Linked DNA regions of Mus musculus: all the other regions are linked to region 2. The links are chromatin loops, found by intact Hi-C in ENCODE. Cell type or tissue: heart. All regions are shown on one strand. Region 1 overlaps Nipbl (NIPBL cohesin loading factor). Region 2 has its middle 13 kb from the start of Gm46508. Region 3 holds the start of Gm49249 (a long non-coding RNA gene).

Region 1 (2,500 bases), 190 kb after region 2:
TCCCGGCTTCTATGAGGGTGCTCCCCTACCCACCCACCCACCCACTCACTCCCGCCTCACCGCCCTAGCATTTTCCTCATTGGGGGATCAAGCCTTCACAGAACCAAGGGCCTCTCCTCCCATTGATGATAAGGCCATCCTCTGCTACATATGGGACTAGAGCCATGGATCCCTCCATGTGTACTCTTTGGTTGGTGGTTTAGTCCCTGGGAGCTCTGGGGGGTCTAGTTGGTTGATATTGTTGTTCTTCCTATGGGGTTGCAAACCCCTTCAGCTCCTTCAGTCCTCCCCCTAACTCCTCCATTGGGGACCGTGTGCTCAGTCCAGTGGTTGGGTGCAAGCATCCGAGTCTGTATTAGGCTCTGGCAGGGCATCTCAGGAGACGGCCATATCAGGCTCCTGTCTGCAAGCACTTCTTGGCATTGGCAATGATGACTGGGTTTGGTGGCTGCATATGAGTTGGATCCCCAGGTGAGGCAGTCTCTGGATGGCCTTTCCTTCAGTCTCTGCTCCATTCTTTGTCCCTATATTTCCTTTAGACAGGAGCAATTCTGGGTTAGAATTTTTGAGAAGGGTGGATGGCTCCCAGGATCCAACAGGGATGAGATTAGCTGAAACAACAAAGGGGAGAGTGAACCTGTAAAGACCATATCCAGAGGTTAGGCATGAAAAGGGAATGACTCTTAAGACAGCTAGATGCCACCACAAGGCTAAGACTACTTGTAATTTAATATTAATACAGAAGTTACTGTATATCTAAGTTTTTCTTAATTTTGCATGCATCAAAAAAAGTTTCGCTGTGTGAGTGCTTAAACAAAACATTACACACTTCATCACTTCTTGCTTTCTAATGATGTTGAGTCATCAGTTTGGAAAAAATTGGCCAACTTTCCTCACAGTAGTTTATTAAGTTTTTTACTTTCCCACTTACAATAGTTGAAAGTGTGCCCTCTTGTGGCGTTCTTAGATTGCAGATTATCATTCAAGCAGGTTTTGCTTCAAACCTGAGAGTTAAGTCTTTACTGTTATACTTTTAAAACTGGAACTTAATTCGAAAGAAATAAAATAGTGGCTTTATTTTATACTTCTAATACCATCTCTGTTTAAGAAACCTTTTACAGTAGTCTTAATTAGGGGGTGCAGAGCACATATTTCTTTTGCAGTATTAAAAGGACAAATTATTTTTATGTTGGGGGGAAGATAGACTACCAAACTAAACTGTAGTAGCACTTTGACACATCTTCTATGAAATCTTTGTAATTTAATTTAATTTCTTATCATTTTGAGACAGGGTCTCATGTAGCTCTGTGTAGCAGAGGGCTTCTTTGATTTCCCAGTTTTAGTATGTGCTTACTATACCCTATTTTTGAGGTGCTAGGGACGGAATCCTGGGCTTCATGCATGCTCATCAATGGTTCTACCAACTGAGCTACATCCCAAAACTCCACTCTATAAATTTCAAAGTTACTCTGGGATTCAAGACTAGTTTTTCCTGATGTAGTTTGTATGTTTATATATTGAGATGGCCAGGCTTTTGTCTAGCTACTTGATCCTAACTATATTCAGCTATAACTATTTAAAGTCAGTTCACATGAAATAATTGGGGGGGGGGGTGTCAGGAAAGCAAGTGTTTATTATTTTGTTCCTTAGCAAGCACAACTTCTTTTTAAACTGCTCTTGGAAAACTGACAATCCCAACCTGACTTGCTTAGTGGTAACTTTTCCCTCTATAATAAGTTCAGTAGCGTAAGTGTACGCTTCTGCGTTGTGTCTGTACAGTTCATTATACATAGTAACATAAAGCTACATGGTTTAGGCATATATACATAAACATTCTCAGTATGTAGTGTGGTGATTGCAGGGAGCTACTAAAGGTAAAGCAGGTGTCCCAAATAGCTCTGTCCCATTTTATACTGTTGTTACTTCATGATGGTAATTGGGAATTCTAGAAAAGCAAAATGTTGGAAAGGAAATAGATTTTCACAGGAGGTGCTGATTGATAACTTTGATGTTGAGCTAGGATTTGAGAAAGATCTGTTCATCTGCGATGAGTAAAATGCGAAAAAGAATCCGGTCTTGAGTAGTAGATGGGAAGGAGAATCTGAAGGGAGACTCTTGTGACTCGTGTGAAATGATCACACAGTGCAGGGTAGATTTACTTACTTACCTCTGCACCTTGTTTTCAAATGGACTTGAGGCCATTTATAAAATTAAACATAATATTAACTAGAGTAATCAAATATATGAGGGTGTATGTGTGTGCCTGTGTGAGTCCTGCCCATACAGATGTGTGTGAAGACCAGTGGTTGATAAAGGGATGTCTTCTTCAAAACTTGTCCCCACATTTTGAAGCAGGATCTCTTAGTGACCTTTGAGCTTGCCATTTAGACTTTGCTTCCTCTTCCCTCCAGGATCTGCTCACCTGTGCCTGTCCCAGTGCTCGGCTTCCATGCAGACAGACAGCTTTCCAATTCAGCCCTCTCCCTCGCCCTAACTATGC
Region 2 (2,500 bases):
CATATATATATATACATTTGTATGTATACATGTGTGTGTATTTGTACATATACATATGTATGTATATGTGTATGTATACATATGTGTGTGTATGTATGTCTGTTTGTGTGTGTGTGTATATATATGTATATATATATATATATATATATATATACATTCATTAACATCTTTAGGAAGTAACTTTCTCATGTATAGAATGGCAACATTAAAAGGTTTTGTTTGAAGCCTTTAAACAAAGGTGGTGGCGCACGCCTTTAATCCCAGCACTTGGGAGGCAGAGGCAGGCGGATTTCTGAGTTCCAGCCAGCCTGGTCTACAAAGTGAGTTCCAGGACAGCCAGGGCTATACAGAGAAACCCTGTCTCGAAAAACCAAAAAAAAAAAAAAAAAAGGTTTTGTTTGTTTGTGTTTTGCTTTTGCTGGCCTCTGTGCTGTTAAGGATGGCCTTGAACTCCTGATCACCCCCTGCGCTGAGAGGACTCGAGATTTTATGTGGTACTGAGGCCCATACACAAAGCACAGTGCTTGCTAGGAAGGCAGTCTACCAAATGAACTATGTGCCCAGCCCCTGCTTACTTCTCTACAGGTGACGTTTATATAGTGACGTGTGTGTTCCAGCAATAGAGTCAATAGCACAAACAAGCACCTCCTCTTGTGAAGTTACGTACGAGCTTCTGGGAGCCTTTCAGAAAAAGTGAAACAACTTTGCCCAAGGTCACATATTTGACGAAGGGCAGCCAGTTTGGGACAGCTCACTGTATCTGGAAGGCCGTGTACTTTCCACCCTGCCGCGCTATCTCGGGTTTGTTCCCGATTCCTTCAGAGCCACCTGTTCCCATCCTCATGCCACCCACGAGAAGATAAAACAGAACTGACTCCCCAGGAACTCCAGAGAAAACAAGAACGCGGGGGGGGGGGCTGGGAAAAGCACGGGCTCCCTGGAGTACTGGGTCCCCCCGTGGGGGTGGGAGGGGGGGTGGGGAGAAGCCGTTGCTCCGCTGCACCTTCTTGGCTTCTCTGCACCCGGGCGCCGCCGGAGCCGGTGGCCAGAGCGATGCTAACCGCAGGCAGGTGCGCTCAGCCCCGCAGTGCGCGTGCGCACAGCCCGGCAGGACGCGCCCGCAGCCCCGCCCTTCGCTGCCGGGTGGAATCCCTCCCAGCTGGGCAGGAAAGCAGTTGTTTGCTTCCTGGTGGAGCGTTCCACTTGAAACGCTTCCACGAGGGCTGTTCTCGCCTCCGACTCCGGGAAGAACTGTAATTAACACAGCAACAAACGCCCACGACGCTAACTGGCAAAGGGAGTGTAACACGAGCCCCGCTGCTCCAACCGAATTGGGCCAATTGCTTGCCTTCCCTCCCTGCCTCCCGATTTGGTCTGTTTTGGTTCCGCACTCATCCAACTGGAGCGTTTCTTAAAACATGTCAGGGGCTGGTGTTTGTGTTTGGAGTCGAACAGTTTCGCAGCCGTCGCTGGAGACGGTGCTCGGCAGGCTGCTGGGCTGGGGACTCGCTTTCAGCTAGTAGCGCGAATGTCAGGTAGAAAAGTTCAGAGAGAGGCTAGAAGGATGCGAGGGAGGAGGGAGACAGCGGGGCCTCGCCCGCCTTCAGTTGTCTGTAGTCGGTCTGTTGTCTTCACCTTAGCAAGACAAGTAGAACCGGTCTGTCTGCTCTCCAACCGGAGAGGGTGGGGCATCCCAACGCACCTGGCGGCAGCTGCGTCCCTGAGATCAAGCTTGGGGCGACTGAAGAAGGGACGGGGCGGGCTCCCGGGGGTGGGGTGGGGGGAGTATGTGCACACAGTACTTGGGTCTGCAGGCGTGCCCAGCAGGCGTTGCGGTGGCCAGGGTTCAGGGATTGTTTTGGTTCTTTGATCTGTGTGTAAGTTGTGATGCTTTGGTTATATTTAACCTTGCATCTGCCGTGTACGGTCCACTGCCCAGCAGCTTCTTGAGAACTGGTTTTGGATAGAATCTCCAGGCTTGCTATAGAACTCTTTTCTGCCTTCAAACTCTTAACAAGACTCTTTGATCAGCGACCTCCCCTGTCGGCTCACTTGGTTCAACGGTTGCCCGGAAGGCATCTGGAGGTGGGGCGCAGTTGGTAGTGTGCCTAGCAGGCATGAAGTCCTGAACTGAGGATTCCCCACCACATCATAGACCTGGTGTAATAACCTAGCCACTTCCCTAATCCCAGCACACCAAACTTGGGGGGCTGGAGGACCCTGAATTCAAGGTGTTTGCCGACAAAATGAGTGAAACCAGTCTGGCTTTTGAAAGACCCCATCAAAAACAAAAGAACAAATAACATTGTACAAAGGGAGATTGCTTTGAGAAATACTGCAGCCTTGTTAAATGTCTGCATCTGTGTGATGTTTAGAAGTAGCTCTCTGGTAACAGACAATGGAGAGAGAGAGAGAGAGAGAGAGAGAGAGAGAGAGAGAGAGAGAGAAGCTTGCTATGCAATCTAGTAGTAAGCACTTGGAGGATAGATGTGGAGTCAAA
Region 3 (2,500 bases), 57 kb after region 2:
GCAGGCTGACATCTGTGAATGATTAGCCTGCTGCCACTACTTGAACGGCACATTATAGCATAGCTTCATGGTATATTATTTTAAGGGCCACTTCATTTTCTCACATTTTTGTTCAGTGTATGTACATGTGCCTCAATGAGTTTATATGTGTCACATGTATGCAGGTGTCCAAGGAGCACAAAGGTTATCAGATCTCCTGAAACTGAAGTTACAGGCCAGCTGCCCAACATAGGTGCTGGGAATATGGATTGGGGGACCGGCATCCTTTGCAAGAACAGTAAATGCTCTTGACTGCTGAGCCATCTCTCCAGCCTCTGCTTTCACCGTTTCTCAAAATGTACTCTAATCTCAGTCGAATTTCAAACAGGAAGCATCTGTTTATATCAAAGGGACTTTAATACGAAAGGATTGGTAACATAGGAGATGGAGATAAACAGCATCCAGTACCAGCAATGGCTATTGGTTCCCTGGGCTGCAAGGACAAGAAGATACTTACCTGTAGATACTAGAATCCCAGAGCCACACCTGCTACTGGAGGTGCTGCTGAGGCAGCCAGAAGGGAAGAACTACCCCTGCAATTCTATTCTTTTCCTGTCCCAGTGTCCTTGTGGCCACTATTGCCCACACAGGAACCCAGCACCTGTGTATGTTTAGGTTGCTGTAACAGAATAATGACCTGGCCAGTTTAAACAGCAGACATCTTCTACTTACAGTTTCAGGGGCTGTGAAGTTGAAGGTCAGTGTGCCGGCTCTTTCTAGCTTGGAGACAGCTGTCTTCTTGCTGTATCTTTGTGTGTTCAAAAGAGACCTATACACGTCTTTTTTTTTCTTTTTATAAAACCATGGCCCCGTCAGATTAGGGATCCATCAAAGTTTTAGTGTGAAAAGGCTCGAGCGTTTCATCCTTTGATTCTCAGCTGCTGTCACTATTTTAGGAGACTGTGGGATCTTTGGGAAGTGGAGACTAGAGAGAGGAAGTGGGTCACTGGGCGAGAGAGTCTAAGATTTTATAGAGTGGCCTCGTTTCCTGTTGCCTCAATTTCATGGCGATAAGCCCGGAAGTGAGTAAGCCGCCTCCTGCTCCTGAAGCCGCAGCTTGAAGCTGCTCCACAGCTTCCACAGCCTCCCACACCCCAACCCCACAAACCATGGTCCAAACAAACCCTTCCTCCTTTGAGTTGCTTCTGGTCAAGTATTTGTTCACAGCAATAACAAAAGTTGCTGAAACAGCCCCTACTTTTCTGACCTCATTAATCTTCCAAAAGACGCTGTTTCCAAATATTGTCACCAACAGGGGTTAGAATTTCAGCATATGAGTTGGGTGGAGAGCGAACAAATCAACAGAATCACAAAGAAATGAGACTTCTCCCCTAACTCCACCTCCACACTACCAACATACGCATTCTACTGTGAAACAGAGAGGGCAATAAATAGATCTGAGGGCAAACAGTGAGAGGTCTTTTCAGAATAAATGTGTTCAGGGCCAGAGCCATACCAGGTCCTAACCCAGGTCTTCTAATTCCAGATCCAGCTGACAGTGAGTTCCGTTGAGCCCTCAATATAAAGGGCAGCTCTCCTGGGCTCATCCTTTTCTGAATTTCCATGCTATTTTCTTTCTTTATCTTGTGATTCATCAATGGTTACTCTCTTACTTTCTTGTGAGCAATATTCTATCATTGATACATCCAAATGTATCAATATTATAAGATCAAGAATCGTGAAGATTTCAAGTGGCAGCCTTCTGATTGATTTCACATCCTGTACCTGCTAGATAACCACTTTTATTGAATAATTTCTTCCGCCAATTTAGCAAATGTTGTTAAGAATAGTTCTACCGGAACAAGGATTATACCAATAGATATGCTAATGTGTGTATAGGAGAAAGACTGAAGGGTGTGAACATCACATAAAGAAATACAGGCGGGGCTGGTGAGATGGCTCAGTGGGTAAGAGCACCCGACTGCTCTTCCAAAGGTCCAGAGTTCAAATCCCAGCAACCACATGGTGGCTCACAACCATCCGTAACGAGATCTGACTCCCTCTTCTGGAGTGTCTGAAGACAGCTACAATGTATTTCCATATAATAAATAAATAAATCTTTAAAAAAAAAAAAAGAAATACAGGCTACTAAGGAATACGGAGAACAGAAGAAATAGTCTTCCCCAGGGAAGAGCACACCAACAGGCTATCCAATACTGAGTGGTCAGCCCTGAATTATAGACACACAAGTAACATTATATAGACTGTGATGGCTCTATTTATGTGTTTAGGAATATATATTCATTTTTATATATAAATATATAAACAAAATAAAAAAGAGGTCAGGGCACGCCTTTAATCCCAGCACTTGGGAGGCAGAGGCAGGTGAATTTCTGAGTTCAAGGCCAGCCTGGTCTACAGAGTGAGTTCCAGGACAGCCAGGGCTACACAGAGAAACCCTGTCTCGGGAAAAAAAAAAAAAAAAAAAAAAAGAAAGAAAGAAAAAAAAGAGTCTAGAATG

What was found. Hi-C counts contacts between places; a loop is a spot of excess contacts. Peaks named below come from ENCODE experiments on the same cell type or tissue, not always from the same donor. Only the 100,000 strongest peaks of a DNase experiment are listed, where the experiment ranks them.
Region 1: a loop joins it to region 2, with 2.9 times the contacts of the local background. A loop is called at or near these places in 4 of 42 quality-filtered maps.
Region 3: a loop joins it to region 2, with 2.0 times the contacts of the local background. A loop is called at or near these places in 3 of 42 quality-filtered maps.

What each region holds. Positions count from the first base shown.
Region 1 is chr15:8,380,850-8,383,349 of GRCm38, reverse strand. All of the region lies in intron 1 of Nipbl (NIPBL cohesin loading factor), which reads left to right. Among named protein-coding and RNA genes, the nearest start is that of Nipbl, 62 kb to the left of the region's middle. In heart, a CTCF peak has its summit at 957 (motif pointing left); no DNase peak of the experiment used is centred here.
Region 2 is chr15:8,568,018-8,570,517 of GRCm38, reverse strand. No RefSeq gene overlaps it. Among named protein-coding and RNA genes, the nearest start is that of Gm46508, 13 kb to the left of the region's middle. In heart, no CTCF peak of the experiment used is centred here; a DNase peak (open chromatin) is centred at 1,267; H3K4me3 peaks cover 1,774 bases; H3K27ac peaks cover 989 bases; H3K27me3 peaks cover 906 bases.
Region 3 is chr15:8,510,604-8,513,103 of GRCm38, reverse strand. It overlaps Gm49249 (a long non-coding RNA gene), which reads right to left and starts at 1,875. Exons shown (of 3, transcript XR_003951627.1): 1 at 712-1,875. In heart, no CTCF peak of the experiment used is centred here; a DNase peak (open chromatin) is centred at 1,073.